2 separate regions of the Homo sapiens genome follow, and region 2 is linked to region 1. A link is an interaction called in ENCODE POLR2A ChIA-PET data of the cell type or tissue named here. Cell type or tissue: K562. All regions are shown on one strand. Links, peaks and the distances in the headings refer to the core of each region. The heading gives the core; the rest is flanking DNA.

Region 1 (12,057 bases), core at 4,527-7,026:
TCACTGTGGCCCACCTCCTTTTTTTTTAAGAGACAAGTTCTCACTCCCAGACTGGAGCACGTGGCATAATCATAGCTCACTGCAGCCTCAAACTTCTGGGCTCAAGTGATCCTCCCACTCCAGCCTCCTGAGTAGCTGGGACTGTAGGCATACCACCATGCCCCAGCTAACTTTTTAATTTTTATTTTTGTAGAGTGGGGTCTTGCCGTGTTGCCCAGGCTGGCCTTGAACTCTGGGGATTGGGGCCACTTTTGTAATTAGTCTATCCTGGAGGGTTTGAGGGCAGCTGTGGAACATGAAATACTAGGAGAAAAGCCCCAGGGACGGGGGGCTGGTTGGGAAACAATGACAGTAGTGTTTGGGAAGATAGGGATAGGATGTTTGCCCAGACTCTGAGATGGGGTAGGCCTGAGGTGGCGAACAATAGAGGGGATGGGGAGGAAATAGGTATCTGAATTTGGGGCCTGTGGGCCAGGCAAGGAACATAACCATTCGCAGAACTGGAGATGTCAGCAGGCGGCTGATGGGATCAAGGCCTGTCTGATGTGGAGTCCTGCACTGAGAAGGCCTTGAGGCCTTGGCAGACGGCAGCCCAGGTGTGCACCTGAGTCCAGAGGCCTCTGCTACCTACAGGCTGAAAGGTCTTGTGAAGCCCATTAGCATTTCCTGCACTCACTAAGTGTTCTGCTATGCAGAGTAGGGGTAGGAATGCGAACCTTGCAGGGCTGGGAGGGAGTGAAATAGGGCTCACTGTGGCGAAGCATTTTGTAAACTCTTTTGGACTGTACACTTTTTAGTGGTTTTATGGTTTTGTTTTAAATTGAAGAGACATTAGCCACACAGATGAGGGACCTAGGAGGAAATGTGAAGGGAGAAGAGGAGGACCTGGGGTTCTGTTTGTGGGAGAGGCTGCAACTGTTAGGAGGCCGTGGGAATAGAAGGATCCAGAAACAGAGAGGGCTTGGCTTGTACAGAGTCCCTCCGGCTTGAGGCATGGGGAGTTCAGGACAGCAGCAGTGGGGGGCATTCAGTCATGACTGGCTCTGTGCTTGCCCAGTCCTTGGGGTCAGAGAGTTGGGAGTCGGGTGGTGGGAAAATTAGTCTCCCTGCCTAGTCCTCCAATTGCAAAGTCCTGGGTGGTCTGGACCGACGTCAGTGCAGCTCCCCACTCCTCCCTCGCTCCTCCTTCTTGCTGCTCTGAAAAGTCCAGCAGAGTCACTGCTTCCAGATGTGGCCTCCAGATGTGGCCTGGAGTTTTTCCAGAGGATCAAGGATGCAGAGGCAGCAGCCCAGCTCCTGGCCTTTCTTTCTCCCTCCTTCTCCAATGGGGCCTGCCCATTGCTACCCCTCCGCTGACTTCTCTTCCACCACTAGGTCAGGTACCAGGTACCCAGAGGTCCTGGCAGATAGATAAATACCATTTATAAATAAACCTGAGCCAGACACATACATCTTTATTCGTGTTGGAAAGAGTTTACATCTGGGGGAGTGGAGACCTCTCCAATGTTTCCGTTCTGAGCAGTCCCAGCGGCTCCAGAAGGAGGAAGTGAGCTGTCTCCTTGGCTGGGGACCCGCCAGGGCACTGGGCTTCGGGCCAGCCAGGGCCTGGGAGGAGCTGCTGGAAACCTGCCCCTTAATGGGAACAGCCTGGGCCCTGATGTCTCACCGGGACAGAGCCCCAGTTAGGGGGGAAAGGCAGCTGTTTTATTAGTAGCAGACCATGGAAACCAGGTGGAGCTGCTACAAGTGAGTTCTCTGGTTGCCTGGATCGGTGTGTCACAGTTAGTAACGCCTGCGCTAATTCCCTGGGGCTCTTGTTAAAAATGCAGATTTTGACTCAGTTTATCTGGAGTAGGGCCTGGGGTTCTACATTTCTAACTAGTTTTCAGGTGATTCTGATGCTGCTGGTCTGTGGACTACATTTTGAGTAGGAAGGTTCTAGACTGGACGTCTAAAACATGCCTCTACTTTCCTCTATTTTTTTGTGTGTGTACGTTTCTGTATTTTTTTTGTACACATTTTGTATTTTCTGTAGCTTTTCCTGTTTTTTTTCCCCAGTCTGTTTTTAATTCAAAAAGTACCAAAGAGTAGGTAGTGAAAAGTCTCCTCATATCCCTGCCCCCAGCAACCCAGCCATCCCTTCCCATGGCCAGCCAGTGTTGTTGTTTTTTTGTGTACATCCTTTAAGAGACATTTTATGAATATACAGGCAAATATATAGTTCCTCTTCTGTCTCCCTGCCCTGTTTTGGTTATTATCTGATGTGTACTAGTACACATCTTTCTTTATTATGCAACGTACCTTGGAGATTGCACTGGCTCCTTCTTTTTTTTTTTTTTTTTAATTTTTCAGATATTTTTCAGTGATGGATTTCTTTTTTAAAGTTGCACAGTTTTATTATACACCACAACTTACCAAGCAGATTCCTTGTTGATGAATACTTGGTTTTGTCCAACCTTTTGCTCTTGTGCAGTACATATATTAATCACTTGGCAAAGGCCTACAAGTGGAAATGCAGGGTCAAAGAGTCTGTGCATTTGTAATTTTGATGAATATTGCCAAACTTACCTCCCCAGAGAGGTTGTGCTAACAACATGTGAGAGAGAGCCTATTTCCTGTGCTCTCCCAACACCGTGTGTTAACAAACTTTTTTATCTTTGCCAGTCTCATATGTGAAAAACGGTAACTGCTGTTTTTGAAACTCTCTCTTCCTTCAGCTTCCATGACTCTCTTCAACAATATATTTGTCAGAGGGTCACTGCATTCGTCTTCTCTGGGCCAGCCAACTTATCAGCACTGGGGTTCCGAAGAAGACCAACACTAATAATCCTTGCTCTTGCCTCTGGAAGGGAAGACAAAAAAATTAATTTGTTAATGATGACCAATGAATGGGATGAGAGCTATGATAAGGGGGTGACTTCTTAAGGCAGCACTTCTTACACCTCAATGTGCACACACATCAACTGAGGACCTTGTAAAAATGCAGACTCCGAATCAGCAGGTCTCGTTGTGGGTCTGAGATTCTGTGGTTCCAACGAGCTCCCAGGTGAAGAAGTTGCTGTTGGTCCCAGGACTACATTTTGGGTACCTAAAACAAGGGCTGGCAAACTTTTTCTGAAAAGGACAAGAGAGTGGATATTTTAGGTGTCATGGGCCACATGTGGGTCTCTGGTGCAGTTATTCAACTCTGCCTTTGAAAGCAACTGTACGATATGTAAATGAATGGGTGTGGTTGTGTTCCAATATAATTTTATTTACAAAACAGCTGGCTGTGTTTGCTGACCCTTGGCCATAGGCATCCAATAAATAACCTATTGAAGCAATGAGTGAACGATGTCATTGGGCAGTAGTAGGGGCCTGAGCTAATCTAGGGGTCAGGGGATACCTGAAAAAAAGGCATATTTGTCAGAGTCCTACGGGGAAAACAAAAGCCAAAAGCCAATGTTTAAAGAGGGGTAATGACACGCAGGGAATGGGTTACGTGGGTAATGGAAGAGCTGAGAAGTTACTTAGATGCAACCCAGAGATTAGCAACAGCAGGAAGCTGTTACCAATCACCCTGGGTAGGATGAGGAGAGCGGTGAGGAGCTCTCAGATCACCACCTGCTAGGACTGGAACCATGGTGGATGTACCTACTGGGAGCTTGGAGCCCTGGATAGACCCAGCTAGGGTCAGAGACTCTTGGAAGAATCTCATTTCTTCCTGCTCTTTCATCTTCCACCTTTTGGTCAAAATCAGCTGTCATCCAGTCTATACAGGAACCTGCGGGGGCCAACCTCTGCCCTCTAGCTCAGAGCAGGGGCAGTCAAAGCATGATGTGAGGCCAATAAGCCTAGGCCTAAGGGATATTTAGAGTGACTGTGAAAGTGTAGGTAGTTGACCAGGCATACCAGGGAGGGAGGGAGGGTGTATCAGACACAGAGGACAGGCTTAGGGTGTGTAGGGGTGAATGGTGTGGGATGAGGCTGGTAGGGAGGCCACTCCTTTAAGCAGGATGAGATTTATGCTTTAGAACAGAGGCTGGCAAACATCTCTGTCACACAGTTTTCTTTGTTTTGTTTAAAAACAAATGTAAAAACTGTAAAAACCATTCATGGCACATAGGCTACACAAAAACAGGCCACAGGCAGTGTTTGGTTCATGGGCTGTAGTTTGCCAGCCTGGTTTTGAAAGATCCACTTTAGAGGGATGGATTGGAACAGACAAGAGGCTGAGAGAGGCAGAAGGGCTGGAGAGGAGACTGCTGGAGCTACCAGGTGGGAGACGATGAGAGCCCAGTTGTTGGTCATCATAGTGGACAGAAGGGAGGGACTTAGAATTGTAGAATGCACAGGACACAGAATTAGCTGGTCTCAACAAAAGGTCTAAGCCTGGTCTGGAGGGATGTGCAATTGGGCACATTGACTATTCCTCTGATTAGCTCGGAATCCCTTCATCCCTTGCTTCAGGGAGACAGAGGGAAATCCTGTCATCCTGGAGAATGAAATTCACTATGGCCCGCCTTTCCCCTCCCCAGTCCTCTCTTTGGGTGGAATGCATGGAGGAGCAGGTTGCACTGCCTCTCACTAAAGGAGGAGTTGGGCACTCAGCTGTTGGTGACTCACATGTTGCTCATTCTAGAATATGGGTCCCAAGCATCTCCTGACCTCAGTTTCAGGCCTTGGCTGCCATTCCAGGACAACAGAAGAAGTCCCACCAACATCCTCTGACACTTTCTTGTGGAGTTTCCTGTGGGTCCAGAGTAGAGATAAGGGCTGGGAAGACCCTCACCCAGCCCTGGGCTCAAACACCTGCTGGTAGCCTCTGCCATCATCTCGATCACACACGGGCTAATGGTGTTGCGACAGGGCTGGGATGATGTCTTAGTTTGGACTGCCCTGGAGGCAGACCGTGAGACAAGGCTTTGAACACAAGTAGTTCTGTGAAATGGGGAAGGAAGGCAGCCCACAAGGGGTGTATTATCAAGCTAGTTACCACTGTGGGCAACTGGAGTTCAGTCTTGCGGGGGAAATCTGGGCATCAGAGTAGAACACGTGCCCCAGAGTTATCTTGCCTGAGGAGTGAGGGAGCTGGGGTATTTATCCATCAACTCCTGTGAGTTATAGCTAGAAGAAGGGCTCTGCTAAGGGTTGTTAATTCCCTGGCACTTCCAGCATGCTGCCTGGCCTTCTGCAGTTTAGGAAAGAAAGCTCTCAGGTGCAGACATGCAGATTCACAGGTGGAAGGCAGCGGGAGCTCCCTGAGGTGGTGAGGCCTCAAGGAGTGAGCAGGATGCCTATAGGATCCACTATCAATGGTTATCATCTCCACTTGACAGATGGGGGAACTGAGAAGCAAAGTGACAGTCCCAAATCACACTGCAGTTTGTGACAATGAGGGGCTGGAGCTCAGAGCATGTGGGTCCAGGGTCTTCCACTATTTTTTATGCCGTTGTTATGAATCTTCTGGGCATAAGAGGACCTGCCCTTGGTATCTCATAGGCTGACTCTGGTTGCCCTACATGCCTGCCTGCTACATTGTCTCCCCTGATGACCCCCACTTCCTGGGTCTACCCAGAGTCCAGAGCCCAAAGCCATACCTGCAGGAAGGGAAGCCTGCAGGACATGCACATGTGGCAAGGCTTGGCTTCTTACCAAGTGTAAGACTATGTAAGACTCGCAGAGCATGGGGAGGAGGGTAAGCAGGAGACAGGGTGGGGTGGGGAGCTGGGAGGTGGCCAACTTGTCAAGCTGTGTGGGAGGAAGGCGTGCTGAGCAGAGGTAGACAGAACAGGACTGAGCCAGCATGGAGGGCAGTCCAGAGGACCGAAAGGTGGGCTGGGCAAGTCTGAGCCCCCTGCCCCTTGCATGGTTAGTTGTGACGTGGGACTGTTTGCATAGCTGGGAGCAGATGTCTCAGGCCTCAGCACTGAAGGCTGTGTGTGTTCATCTAGGAATTACTTATGGGGGCCCCGTATGTCCCAGCTAGAGTGTCAACAATCTTGGGGGACACGTGGGAGAATTAGACATTTGGTTGCTCTCAGAACCTGTTGGGTCCTGTAGGGGGAATAAAACGCTTCCTCCAGCCTATAGGGTTTTTCGTGTTTTTGCCCAGAGACAAGGTCTTGTTCTGTTACCCAGGCTGGAGTGCAGGATCCTATCTCACTGCAGCCTCAGCTCTAGGGTTCAGGTGATCCTACCGCCTCAGCCTCCCGAGTAGCTGGGACTACAGGCATGCACCACCACACTTAAGTTTTAAATTTTTTTTGTGGAGACTGGGAGTCTCACTATGTTGCCCAGGCTGGTCTCAAACTCCTGGCCTCAAGTGATCTTCCCACCTCAGCCTTCCACAATGCCGGTATTAGAGTTTCCAGAGCCACCATGCCCAGCCTCCATTCTACATTGAGTCCTGAGTTGGATGGTAGAAAAGAGCACAGCCTCAGGAAGCCCCTAGTTTGAGGGCAAAGACATACTCTCAAATCCAGTTGTGAGGTTCCCCCCTTTCTGCTCACAGAGTCGTGGAAACAGTTTTCTTCCCAGTCTTTGATACCAAAAAGGAGGTGGAGATGACTGGGAATTCCACCTGGCTGGCCCAGCAGAAGCTCGATGCTCAAAGGTGGACACCAAGAGCTGCAGGTTACCCTGCCCACACCCACCCATTCCTAAAGCCAGCCTGTGGTCGCTCATGAGCAGAGGTGACTGTGTTAGTCCCCTCCTTGTGCCCTCATGCTTTGCAATGTGACTTTGCCATTCCTCCCATCAGGAGGTGGAGTGTGTTCCCCACCCCTTGAATCTGGGCTGGTGTATTAGTCAGTGTTCTCCAGAGAAACAGAACCAACAGGATGTGTATATATATAGAAGGACATTTATTTTAAGGAATTGGCTCATGTAATCATGGAGGCTTGGTAAGTCCAAAATTTGCAGAGTAGGCTGGCAGGCTGGAGATTCAAGGAAGAGTTGTCATTTCAGTCCAAAGGCATTCAGCTGGAGAATTCCTTCTTGCTGGGGGGAGATCAGTCTTTGTTCTCTGTAGGCTGTCAACTGATTGGAAGAGGCCCAACCACCTAATAGAGGGTCATCTATTTTACTCAAAGGTCCCCAACTGAACTGTTAACTGCATTAAAAAAAATAAAGAAAGAAAAAGCACCTTCACAGAAATATCCAGAATAATGTTTGATCAAATACCTGGGCACTATGGCCCAGCTAAGATGACAACATTAACCATCATGGCTGGCCTGTCACTTGCTTTGGGCCATAGAATGTGCTGACAGTAAAGCTGTTGAGTCCTGCGCCTAGGCCTCAAGAGGCCTTGCTCAAATCCATTTGCTTTCATGGAATTCTGCCAAGCCATCAGGCAGACGATCTTGATTTGAAGGATGGGAGACTCTGTGGAACAGAGATGAGATGTACCAGCTGACTCCAGTTCCCAGCCAACCTGGCAGCTGACTGCATATGCCCAAAGGGAGCTCAGCTGAGATCAAACTGCCCAGGAGAGCATGGCCCAAATTGCTGACCTGCAGAACTGTGAGCTAAATCAATAGTTGTTGTTTTAGGCCACTAAGTTTTGGCATGTTTTGTTACACAGCAAGAGCTAACTGATACACAGTCTAACTTCTGCAGTGCTCCCAAGACAGGTATCCTAACAGCCTGCTACTCAGCTGATGGAGAAAACACAGGCAAATGTAGGGGCAACTTGCAGCTACCATAGGCTCTGTGGGTGTCTGCATCCATTGATGGTATACATGCAGACACTCTTCTACCTTGATATTTAAATGTAGCTCTGCCAAACCCACTCTGGCCTGCCAAGCTCCCACAATACTGTGCCAGAGCAGAGGAGGGGCTGATGGCTGGCAACTGGGAAGGCTATGTGCTGGAGGTAGAGGGAAGCCAAGGGCTGGATCCTGGAGGCTGCTGCAGTAGGCCCAGGGGAGTTGCAGGGATGGATCATAGGATGGAGGACGGGAAAAGAACTTGGGAGGCAGCAAACCTGGGTCAACTTCTGCTTCTGTTGCTCATCAGGCCTGTGTCGTGGGACAAATCACTTCACCTTTCAGAGCTTCCATTTTTCCAAGGGTAGAGTTAGGTTTTATGGGGCCTGAGGCTGATACAATTTGGGAGCCCTCCTCAAGCAGAAGAATAAAAACTATGATTACGAAATTGCAGGGCTTTGGAAGGGGCCCATGCAAGTGAGCTTAAGCTGCATTGGCTTTGCAGTAAATTGCTTCTGGCTTCTCCACTAGAAAAAATAGTAGACTTAATACTGATGGAACAGAATGGTTTTGAAGGTCAAATACATTCACCATACATAGTGGGAGTCCTGGGGGTGGAATCTGGCAGGAAGGCAGCTTTGCAGTGGGGAAAGGGCTCAGGCGGTGGCTGGTGGGTGGGCTCCTGGGGGAGAGAAGGGTGGAATGAGGAGTGTAGTGGAGAAACACAGAGGGGTGTCTGTTCTCTCATCGGGTCTCCATGTAACTGCCCCCAGGGCACACAGAGAGGGTTGTAGGCAGAAGCAGGAGCTGATTTCACGAGATTCTGAGGCCGAAGCAAGGTTGGGACAGGGTTCCAGACACAAACTTGGGAAGAAGGGTATGTTTTCTTCTCTAGAGTGAAAGGCTGAGCTGAGGATTCTTGAGCAGGTGATTTATTGAGCGAGTACTCTTAGAGAGACATAAGAGGGAGGGAATGAAGCAGGCCAGGGCAGGGAAGATGCTAAGCATGAAGTGGTCTCAGCTGGGGTCTGACTTCAGCCTGATCCAGGGGAAGCTCTGGGGTGTGGATCGGCCACTGAGCTGTCCCCCGTTGGGGTAAGCAGGACAGATTTTTTTGCACCTCTGTGTCAATTACTTTTTGGGGGAGATCTTAGCAATAGCTGGTGGGTGGGTGCAGTGGCCAAGGAGAGGAATCTGGGCAGGGCACCAACAGAATCCGTTACAAGGGTCCTTCTCCCATTTCTGCGTGATACGCAGACCTACTACGGTCTCAGGTTGCCAACTTGGAGGCTATAGGGGGAGAACAGATGGAATTTAGGAGGGTCCATAGTGCTGGTCATCAGGGCACTCTGGCAGGGGCAGTGGTGAGGTACTGCCCCCAAGTGGCTTCTAAGGCCATAGCTCTCTAGGAGGGGACCCGTGCTAAGCAGATGTAAGATATCCCAGTTATTCAGAAATAACTGGGATAAATCGAGGGGCCCTGGAGCACCCTTAGTCTGTGGACGGGGGCAAAAGCCCATAAAGTGTGTTTTCCCTGTTAATGCCACCTCATTTGTGTCCATAGGATGGAGAAACCTGGAGGAGCTCGGGGCACATATGGGAACAGCCTTTGTTGACTCTAAAGTGTAGGATGATTTCCAAGGCCATGTACCTGATCAGCTGGAGGTAGTTCCCATCCTGTGGAAGACATGCATCCCAACCTGGCTATGGCCCATTGATCGGTTCATGAAGAAGGGAAACCAGGCAGGAGGGGATGGCAGTTTGGTGCAACTGGGGTCCTGCAGCCTGCCATGTCCTAGAATAAGAGGCAATGATATTTATCTTTGCTGAGATGAGTTGCAGAAAAAAAGCACTTAAAACTTGCCTATGGTGTCAGTGTGAAACGGTACAAGAAGGAGGGAATCGTTGGGGGCCATATTGGCTGATGACCACAGGGGTTAATGCAGCCATGCCTCCTCTGTTACACACACACACACACACACACACACACACACACACACACGGAACCTTGAGATTCTGGTGCACTGAGTCCTGAGGATCCCTGGAGGAATCTGTGTGGCGGCTGCGGGGCCAGTGGAGCTGTAACAGTGGCAGTCGCTGCAGAAGACTGCACTATTCATCAAGGGTCTGGGCAGAGGAGCAGTGGTCAAGCTGGAGTGGTCTGGTGTGCGGCGTGGCTTGGTGCAGGTTAGTTAGACCTGATGCAGGGGCCTTCCCTTGGTGATGAGGTCTTCATTTTTATGTGCCCTAAAACAAGGGCCCAGGACCCTCCAGGCAGCCTCTCAGCTAGTGTGTCAAGGATAAAATGAAGAGTGATGTAGAAGTATTTTGATGAGGAGACATCTTCAAACCTGAGGACTTGTCCTTTTCTCAGCCTGGAGTCTCCCTGGCAGGGGAAGGAGTGTGTGTGGGTCTCCTCTGTGCCATGAAGCCAAGGCAATGCCAGTCCCCAAATTGTGGTCACATGAGGCCTCTCCTGCCTCCCAGGTCAGGGAGTGGGACTCACCGTTCATCTATTAAGGAACTTTAGTATCTGGCCATGTGCTTTATGAACAGGTCACTCCATCTGAGCTTGCAGGGAGTTCTAATTTCTGGGCTCTTCCCTAAGGAGCTGGCTCCTAGGCTGAGAGTATAGGTCCTCAGACCCCAGTCCTTCCCCTATGCCACCAGCTCAGTCTCTAGTCTGGAAGACTTAGGGGTATGGGGGTGTACCCCTTTCCTATTTCTATGAGCTGTTCTTGGGGATGGAGGGAAGCAGGACATATCCATATCCTCCAGTTCTCAAAGGCAGCTTGTGCTTCCATAGAGGAATTTTGGACTCTCAATACATGGATTTTATTTTTATTATTTTTTTAAGAGACAATGTGACAGCAAGAATCAATGTTGCTTTAACAACCCACATACTCAATTATTTGACTACCTCTCTCTGACTTGATCATCTGTTTTGGAACATTGTAAACCACTCTTGGAGTCTTGCTTTGTCACCCAGGCTAGAGTGCAGTGGCATGATCATAGGTCACTGTAACCTCAAACTCCTGGGCTCAAGTGATCCTCCTGCCTCAGCCTCCTGAGTAGCTGGGACTATAGGGGTATGCCACCATGCCTGCTAATTTATTTTTTTATTTTTTGTAGAGACACGGGCTCTCACTGTGTTGCCCAGGCTGCTCTCGAACTCCTGGCCTCAAGCAATCCTCCTATCTTGGCCTCCCAGAGTACTGGTGTGAGCACGGTATCTGGCCAACAAATGAATTTTGAGTAGGGACCCCCCTGCTTCTTTTTCATCATCAGAGCCCACTTTTCTTGGTGACTGGTTAAGAGATGAGGATGAGATGGGAAAGAGAGGCACTGGCCCTTTAAAGGGGAAGCCAAGGTTTGTAGCAAAGTGCAAATTGCATGCAAATGGATCCGCAAAAGAGACTTGGGACCCAGGGACAGCTGGCTTGGATGAACCAAAGGGTTTTTGTGCCAGTTTGCCCAGCCCTGAGTCATGGTTCCCTGCTGGATGTGAGAAGAGGCACTACAGCTCCAGAATTTCTATAAAGGAGGCTCTGGGATTGGGGGTGAGGCACAATCTGGCTGGGAAGGTGAGAAGCTGTGGAAAGTCACCCAACTGCCTGGGAGCCACGCACTTTTTACTAACTGTATGTTTTCAGCGGATGGCTTTGACTCTCAACTTCCTCTCTAATCTGTCAATGTGACAGCAAGAACCAATGTCACTTTAACAACCCCCATGCTCAATTATTTGACTACCTCTCTCTGACTTGATCATCTGTTTTGGAATTTTGTAAACCACTCCTCCCTTCTTGCCCCTTTACCACCTGAGTTCAACTGTTCTTTTTATGCCTGATGGAATTTGACATTCTTTCCATGTACTTGCCTGGTCCTATTGTCCCAACGACCAATGCAGACCTCCTCCTGGAGCTCCAGGCTGAAGTAGCCCGGTGTCTCCTAAACAACTCCTGTGGTTGTCTCCCAGGGACAGCAAGCTGAGCAGATCTGAAATGGAACTCATTCATGGTCCTCCAACACTCAGTTCTCTGCAACCAGTATCCGCCATTACAATAAAATGGTGACCCCATCCAACCAGTGGACAAGCCAGAAGGCTGAGGTCAGCTTGGACACCTCCCTTACCCTCATGGCCCTCATGCAATCTATCTCTAAGACGAGTCCTCTTGTCTCAAAGCTCTTGTCTGACACCTTGACTACTTCAGTGGCCCGTAACTGGTCTCCCTGCTCCCTCTCTTACTATCCTCCCAGCCCTCCATCCTCATCTCCTCCAGTCCGCATTCAGAAGTCACGTGTCTCTATTCTGATGCAATTGTCTATCTGTATGACACTGGAAAACTTGCTGCCTTAGTTCTCTATTGGT
Region 2 (8,360 bases), core at 397-2,896, 170 kb before region 1:
CTGCAAAGGGGTCTAAAATTATATTTTAAATTTTATTGAGGCATAATTAAATAGAGTAAAATGTACAATTTTGGCAAATGTAGACACTCATGTAACAAGAGAACATACATTTTTATCAAGGGCTCCAGGTGTTGAGCATATGTGCAGCAGGTGTGCAGAAGGTGTGGAAGCCCTGTGATCAGAGTGCTCCACAGTAGTGTGGACAACAAACTTATCCTTTGAAGATGACTCGCAAGGCATGTTGTAGCATGCCAGGGAGACCTTTGGGGCTTGTTGATTTTGGACTCCTACAAATCTAACCTTCATAATACAGTTTTTGTTTGTAGCTTGACAACACTAGCCTAGAAAATGGATCATTTTTTCTTGGCTTTCCGAGGAGCGTTGCTGTTGGCAGTATGGAACTGGAGCCGGGGCCCTGTTAGGCTGCCTTTATTAGGCTCAGCATTTCAGCTTCAGGGAATTAGGACGGATTGACCCCTGGGAGCTGAGGAAAAATGTTAGATTGCTATAGCTTTGTGGCCCATTGGGAGAGGCAAGATGGGAGTTTTTTTTTTGTTTGTTTTTTGTTTTTTTTTTTTTTTTTTTAGAGGAGTTTCACTCTTGTTGCCCAGGCCAGAGTGCAGTGGTGCAATCTTGGCTCACTGCAACCTCTGCTTCCTGGGTTCAAGCAATTCTCCTGCCTCAGACTCGCAAGTAGCTGGGATTACAGGCATGTACCACCATGGCCAACTAATTTTTTGTGTTTAGTAGAGATGGGATTTCACCATGTTGGTCAGGCTGGTCTTGAGCTCCTGACCTCAGGTGATCCATTTGCCTCAGCCTCCCAAAGTGCTGGGATTACAGGTGTGAGCCACCGTGCCTGACCGAAAAGATGTTGTTTGTTTGTTTGTTTTTGAGACAGTTTCACTCTTGTTGCCCAGGCTGGAGTGCAATGGCGTGATCTCGGCTCACCACAACCTCCACCTCCCAGGTTCAAGTGATTCTCCTGCCTTAGCCTCCCGAATAGCTGGGATTACAGGCATGCGCTACCACGCCTGGCTAATTTTGTATTTTTAGTAGAGACAAGGTTTCTCCATGTTGGTCAGGCTGGTCTTGAGCTCTGGACCTCCGGTGATCTGCCCACCTCAGCCTCCCAAAGTGCTGGGATTACAGGTGTGAGCCACCGCACCTGGCCTGAAGGTGTTTTTTAACCTATTGATTTATCAACTTTTTATTTATTTATTTATTTATTGAGACGAAGTCTTACTCTGTCGCCCAGGCTGGAGTGCAGTGGCAGGATTTTGGCTCACTGCAACCTCTGTCTCCCAGGTTCAAGTGATTCTCCTGCCTCAGCCTCCTGAGTAGCTGGGACTACAGGTGTGTGCCACCGTGCCTGGCCAGTTTATCAACTTTAAGTGGAACCAAAGTAAATACAGCCTGTCTTCTTAGATATATAATAAATACTAAGCAATAAGCAGGGACTAAAAATCGTCCCCTTATGCAGCTGTGTAAAATGGTACAGTATATTACTTTAGGGGCCATGTGTAAGAATCATGCAGTTGGATAATATGGTTGTTTAGTGTTGGTGTCCCTGCCTTCTATCTGGGGAGACCATAGCAGGAAGAGATGTATGTTGTTAAAAATATTTTGCTGACTGTGTATGCTGGCTCATTTCTGTAATCCTAGCACTGTAGGAGGCTGAGGTGGGAAGATCACTTGAGACCACGAGTTCAAGACCAGCTTGGGCAACATAGCCAGACCTCGTCTCTCCAAAAATAAAAAGGGCATGCATGGTGGCTCACACCTGTAATCCCAGCTACTCAGGACGCTGAGGCAGGAGAATCACTCGAACCCAGGAGGTGGAAGTTGCAGTGAGCCGAGATTGCGCCACTGCACTCCAGCCTGGGAGACAGGGCGAGACTCCATCTCAAATAAAATAAATAAATAAATAAATAAATAATAATAAACAAATTAGCAGAATGTCGTGGCACATGGTCGTAGTCCCAGCTACTTGGGAGGCTGAGACAGGAGGATTGCTTGAGCCCGGAGGATTGCTTGAGCCCGGAAGATTGAGGTTGCACTGAGCTATGATCATGCCACTGCACTCGAGCCTGGGCGACAGAGGGAGACCCTGTCTCCGTTTTTTTTTTTTTCTTTTTTTTTTTCTCAAAACATTTCAAAAAATAGGAGGAGGAAGATAGACTAGGCTATTGTAGAGCATCAGGCAATGAAAAGAATGGCTATTTTGATTATTTAAAAGAGCGGTGATGTTTTTTGGACTTAAAGTTTGTAGCCTTGTGAGCTTTTCTCAGGTTCATAATTTGGGGTATCTTCAGGCACTGTTCAGGTAAGACTGACTGGGATGTGAAAACTTTTCTAAATTGCGGCTTAAAGTTTGCTTTCTAAAAATGAAACCCATCTCAGTTTTTTAGTAGTTCGTTACATTTTGTGTGTTTATATTTCCTGAATGTAGAATTTGTTGTTGAATTTGCTGATTTTACGGTATGTGGTCTTTTATAAGTATCTAGTCCCTGAGTTTAAAACTATTTTGGGAATAAGAATAATTATTAAAGTACCTCTTTCAATGTTAGGCCAAGATATTGCTTTCCTAGAACAGCCTAGACATGGATTTGCGATGTCATTAACCATCTGTGGTCTGGTAAAAGTGTAGTTCATAATATTGGAAAATTGAGCACACTTTTAAAAGTAAACTGTGTGTTTCTTTTTTTTTTTTTGAGACGGAGTCTTGCTCTGTCGCCCAGGCTGGAGTGCAGTGGTGCGATCTTGGCTCACTGCAAGCTCCTTCTCCTGGGTTCATGCCCTTTCTCTTGGCTCAGCCTCCTGAGTAGCTGGGACTACAGGTGCCCGCCACCACGCCTGGCTAATTTTTTTTTTTTTTTTTTTTTTGTATTTTTAGTAGAGACGGGGTTTCACCATGTTAGCCAGGATGGTCTCTATCTCCTGACCTCGTGATCCGCCTGCCTTGGCCTCCCGAAGTGCTGGGATTACAAGCGTGAGCCACCATGCCCAGCCTACTGAACTATGTATTTCCCATTGGAAAGTGTGATGTTGTGAAATATATATATTGGTCTTTTGCCCATTTCCTGGCATACAACTCCTGAAATCCTTAGAAACTCCACAGTGATGTCCTTTTGTGTGCTAAGGAGTTAACTGATGGCTGGAAGCCTCTGGACTTAGTCATGGAAAGAACAAGACAGGATTAGAGGGTTGGGACTTTCACTCCTCTCCAGCCTCTGGGGAGGGGTGGGGGCTTGAAGGTTAAGTTGATCACCAGTGGACAGTGATTTAATCAATTATACCTACTAATGAAGCCTCCATTAAAAACCCAGGAGGACAGGGTTTGGAGAGCTTCTGGATGGCCAAACAAGAGGTTCCAGGAGGGTGCAGTGCCCGAGAGCACAGAAGTTCCGTGTCCCTCCCCTATACTGTGTACTATGCGTCTCTTCCTCTGAATCTTTTGAAATATCTTTATAATAAACCAGTAAATGTGTTTCTTAGGTTCTGTGATCCAGTCTAGCAAATTAATCCAAACCAAAGAGGGGTCATGCAAACTCCAACTTGAAGCCAGTTGATCAGAAGTTCTGGAGGCCCAGATTGGCAACTGGTGTCTGGCAGAGGTGTGGTGGAGGAGCAGTCTTGAGGGACTTAGCCCTCGACCTGTGGCATATGATGCTATCTCCAGGTACATAGTCGTTGGAATTGCATTGGAGGGCACCCAGCTGGTGAGTGCTGCAGAATTGGTTACTTGCTTTGTGTGTGGGCTCACAGAAGTCTTCTGTGTTGATCGTTGCTGTGGTGTGAGAGCAGAGGAAAAACTTTGTTTTTCCACACTCTTAAAGGATTTCAGTCGTTGAGACCTATTATGGGACCTTGTGCTTTGCATACGTTTTGAAATGTGGCCTAAGTCAAGTATAGGTTGTCTAGACTGAGTACCTTGGAGGTCTTAATATCAGGAAATATGTTAAGGGCTGTGAATAGACTGAAATATCTGAAAATTAATGGCCAGGACTCACTAACTAGAAGGCAGGGGCCTTCTCTTATCAGTGAGCTCTAGGCTGGATGTGTTAGCTCACGTCTGTAATCTCAGTACTTTGGGAGGCTGAGGCGGGTGGATCGCTTGAGCTTAGGAGTTTGAGACCAGTCCGGGCAACATGGTGAAACCTCGTCTCTACAAAAAATTAGCTGGTTGTGGTGGCCTGCACCTGTAGTCCAGCTACTTGGGAGGCTGAGGTGGGAGGATCACTTGAGCCAGGGAGGTTGAGGCTGCAGTGAGCCTGAACCTGGTGATTGTACCACTGTACTCTAGCCTGGATGACAGAGTGAGACTGTGTCTCTCAAAAAAACAAAAACGAAAACAAAACCTGGGTGCAGTGGCTCACGCCTATAATCCTAGCACTTTGGGAGGCCGAGGTGGGCGAATTAGTTGAGGTTACGAGTTCAAGACCAGCTTGGTCAACATGGTGAAACTGTCTCTACTAAAAATATGAAAACTAGCTGGGCATGGTGGTACGAGCCTGTAATCCCAGCTACTCGGGAGGCTGAGGCAGGAGAATCGCTTGAACAACTGGGAGGCGGAGGTTGCAGTGAGCTGAGGTCTGTCGCTGCACTCCATCTGAGCAACAGAGCGAGACTCCATCTCAAAAAAAAAAACCTCTTGGTTTTAATTGGTTATATTGGATTTTGTTTTTTGGAATCTGTTGAGATAATCATGATTTTTTTCCCTTCATCTTACTAATTGGAATTTCTAATGTAAAAGCCATTGCTGCATTACTGAGAAGAATCTCTTTTGGCTATGGCCTATTAATTTTACTGTACAACTAGATTCCATTTTTTATTTTATTATTTATTTATTTTGAGATGGAGTCTTTCTGTCACCCAGGCTAGAGTGCAGTGGCACGATCTTGGCTAACTGCAGTCTCTGCCTCCCGGGTTCAAGCAATTCTCCTGCCTCAGCCTCCTGATTATCTGGGATTACAGGCGCCCACCACCATGCCTGACTAATTTTTGTATTTTTAGTAGAGATGGGGTTTTACCATGTCGGCCAGACTGGTCTCGAACTCCTGACCTCAGGTCATCCACTCGCCTCGGCCTCCCAAAATGCTGGGATTATAGGCATGAGCTGCCTCGCCCTTAGGCTTTCTTGCTGAGTATATTTAATAAATATGTAAGGCTAGATGTTTCCGTTTAAGTACTACTTTGGGTATATCCTATTGGTTTCTATATATTGTATTCTCACTGTCATTCATTTAAAAATAAATTTTGTTTTGATTTCCTTTTTAATCCCAGAGTTAATAGTTTAAAAATTTCAAAGTAGATAGATTTATTTCTTTGTTTGTTGGATTAATTTCTAATTTTGAAGTTTTGCAGTAAGTGAATGTGACTTGTTCTTTGGAATTTGAAGTTCTTTAAGCTAGTGCAGTTAATTTTTGTGAGTGCTTTATGGGTTTTTAAAGGAATGTTTGCATGGTTTTGTTTGTTTTGGGAAACAGTCTTGCTGGTCTTGAGTGTTTTTTTTTGTTTGTTTGTTTTGGGAAACAGACTTGCTGTTGTCTAGGCTGGAGTGCAGTGGTGCGACCTCGGCTCACTGCACCCTCTGCCTCCCGGGTTCAAGTGATTCTCCTGCCTTAGCCTCCCGAGTAGCTGGAATTACAGGTGCCCACCACTGCACCTGGCTAATTTTTTATATTTTTAGTAGAGACGGGGTTTCACCATCTTGGCCAGGCTGGTCTCAAACTCCTGACCCCGTGATCCACCTGCCTCGGCCTCCCAAAGTGCTGGGATTACAGGCGTGAGCCACCGTGCCCAGCCGGGTTTTTTTTTTTTTGAGATGGAGTCTCGCTCTGTCATCCAGGCTGGAGTGCAGTGATGTAGTGTAGGCTCACTGCAACCTCCACCTCCTGGGTTCAAGTGATTCTGCTACCTCAGGCTCCCAAGTAGCTGGGATTACAGGCATGTGCCACCATGCCCGGCTAATTTTTTGTATTTATTGGAGACGGGGCTTCACCATGTTAGTCAGGCTGGTCTCGAACTCCTAACCTCTGGTGGTCCACCCATCTTGGCCTCCCAGAGTGCTGGGATTACAGATGTGAGCCATTACATCCGGCTGTTTTTTTTTTTTTTCCCCAGAGTTCTATTTGTGTTTACTAGATCCACCTTATTAGCCATGATATTAAAATTCTCTTTCTACCATAATTTTGTAGGTGTGTGTGCAATCTACAAATTCCTGAGGTCTGTGTCATTCTCATACTGACTTGTAGATGTGTCAGTTTCTCTGTTAGTGTTTTCGAAGTATGTGTTATGTGCATAAGGAACATGGCTATTACATTCATCAGTTGTACTTTTTTTTTTTTTTTTTTTTTTGAGATGGAGTCTCGCTCTGTTGCCCAGGCTGGAATGCAGTGCTGCGATCTTGGCTCACTGCAAGCTCCGCCTCCCGGCTTCACACCATTCTCCTGCCTCAGCCTCCCAAGTAGCTGGGACCACAGGCACCTGCCACCATGCCCGGCTAATGTTTTGTATTTTTAGTAGAGACGGGGTTTCACCATTCACAGGATGGTCTCGATCTCCTGACCTCGTGATCCGCCTGCCTCGGCCTCCCAATGTGCTGGGATTACAGGCGTGAGCCACTGTGCCTGGCCCATCAGTTGTACTTTTTATGCACATGAGAGAGTTTTTTTTTTGTCCCTTCTTAATGCTTTTTTGTTTGTGTTGTTTGGTCTGCTAGTATTGTATCTGCTTGCTGTTAACATTTGCTTGATACAGTGGAGTAGCATTCTCCAGGCATTTATTTTAGTCATTTAAATTCAAGTGTATAAATTCAGCAAGTGAGTTAAGTGAATGGTGCCAGCGATTCTACCCAGTGTTTCCGTCAGTAACTATATGATTATGAGTGAGTATAGGGATGAGAATGGTGACTCTCCTTTCCCCTGTAGGGAAAGGAAGGGGCGTGATTGTCTGGAGGGGCACCTCTTGTAATGTGAGCATAGCTCTTTGCCAAATGAAACACTGGTCTTGAAACAAGGTATGACCTTTACTGTACTATGGCTCTTAAATGTAAATCAGCTGCTCTATCTAGTATTCATCTCTAGTGAGGTGCTTAAGAGTGCTTAACATTTTTATAATGTGTAATACTTTTGACTAAATGCCATTTTCATCTTTCAAAGCATTCAACTCCTCCTCATGGTGTGACTCCATTGTGGGTGATTTACCATTTTTCCTTCAGTTTACTTGTATAATCTTGTTTGAGGTATCTTTTTACATCAACATATACTTGAATTTCTCCTTTTCTCTCCTAATTCCTGGTTAAGCTCACAGAATTTCCTCTTCAGTCTAGAAGAGAAATTTGACCTATTTGTGATTACTGATAAGTGCAGTCATTCCCATCATTTATTTATTTATTAAATTATTTTTAAGTTTTTTTTGAGATGAAGTCTTGCTCTGTCGCCTAGGCTGGAATGCAGTGGTGCGATCTTGGCTCACTGCAACCTCTGCCTCCTGGGTTCAAGCGATTCTCCTGTCTCAGCCTACCGAGTAGCTGGGGTTACAGGTGTGCACCACCACACCTGGCTAATTTTTCTATTTTTAGTAGAGATGGGGGTTTCACGATGTTGGCCAGGCTGGTCTCGAACTCATGACCTCAAGTGATCCACCTGCCTTGGCCTCCCAGAGTGCTGGGATTACAGGCTTTATTATTTATTTATTTATTTATTTAAGAGGTAGGATCTTGCTCTGCTGCCAGGCTGGAGTACAGTGGCTGTATCACAGCTCACTAGCCTCAAACTCTTGGGCTCAAGCGATCTTCCTGCCTCAGCCCCTGGAGTAGCTGGGACTACAGGTGCACGTGATCATACCTAAATTTTTTTTTAGAGATGTGGTCTTGCTGTGTTGTCCAGGCTGGTCTCCCAACTCCTGGCCTCAAGTGATCCACCCACCTTGGCCTCTCAAAGTGTTGGAATTACAGGCATGAGCCACCACACCTGGCTGTTTTGTATTTACTGTACTTTTCCCCATTTCTTGTCAATCAGCTTTTTTGAACTGATTGCTTTATTTTTTTTCTAATGTGAAAGTCATTTTTTTTTTCTCCTCTGGAGTTACCTCTAAATTTTGACACATTTAAACTATCACTTCTATATTCTTGTGTAGAATTAATCAGAATCTATCTTTTCTTCCCTTTTCCAACAAGACAGAACTGCTGCTTGCTTTCATTTCCTTCTCCCTTCTCTTCCCTCTTCAACTTCCTATGTCGAAATCATGTAAGTATTTTAGTTTCAGATTGCTTATTTTTGTAAAAGTCAGTACTTTTGTTTATTTCTTAAAGCTCTTGGATTAAAAAAAAGTTTCTTAAAGCTCTTGGATGTTTT

The links. ChIA-PET counts read pairs that join two places held together with the same protein. Peaks named below come from ENCODE experiments on the same cell type or tissue, not always from the same donor. Only the 100,000 strongest peaks of a DNase experiment are listed, where the experiment ranks them.
Region 2: POLR2A ChIA-PET joins it to region 1 with 6 read pairs; 6 of 35 experiments call an interaction of 5 or more read pairs at or near these places.

Annotation. Positions count from the first base shown.
Region 1 is chr20:4,063,182-4,075,238 of GRCh38, forward strand. No RefSeq gene overlaps it. Among named protein-coding and RNA genes, the nearest start is that of RNF24, 54 kb to the left of the region's middle. RefSeq lists enhancers at 64-952, 8,269-8,770, 8,771-9,270, 11,268-12,057, 11,881-12,057. In K562, for the core only: no CTCF peak of the experiment used is centred there; a DNase peak (open chromatin) is centred at 5,710.
Region 2 is chr20:3,893,366-3,901,725 of GRCh38, forward strand. The region is part of intron 1 of PANK2 (pantothenate kinase 2); the gene reads left to right. Among named protein-coding and RNA genes, the nearest start is that of PANK2, 8.2 kb to the left of the region's middle. RefSeq lists a silencer at 2,937-3,231 and an enhancer at 4,248-4,477. In K562, for the core only: no CTCF peak of the experiment used is centred there; no DNase peak of the experiment used is centred there.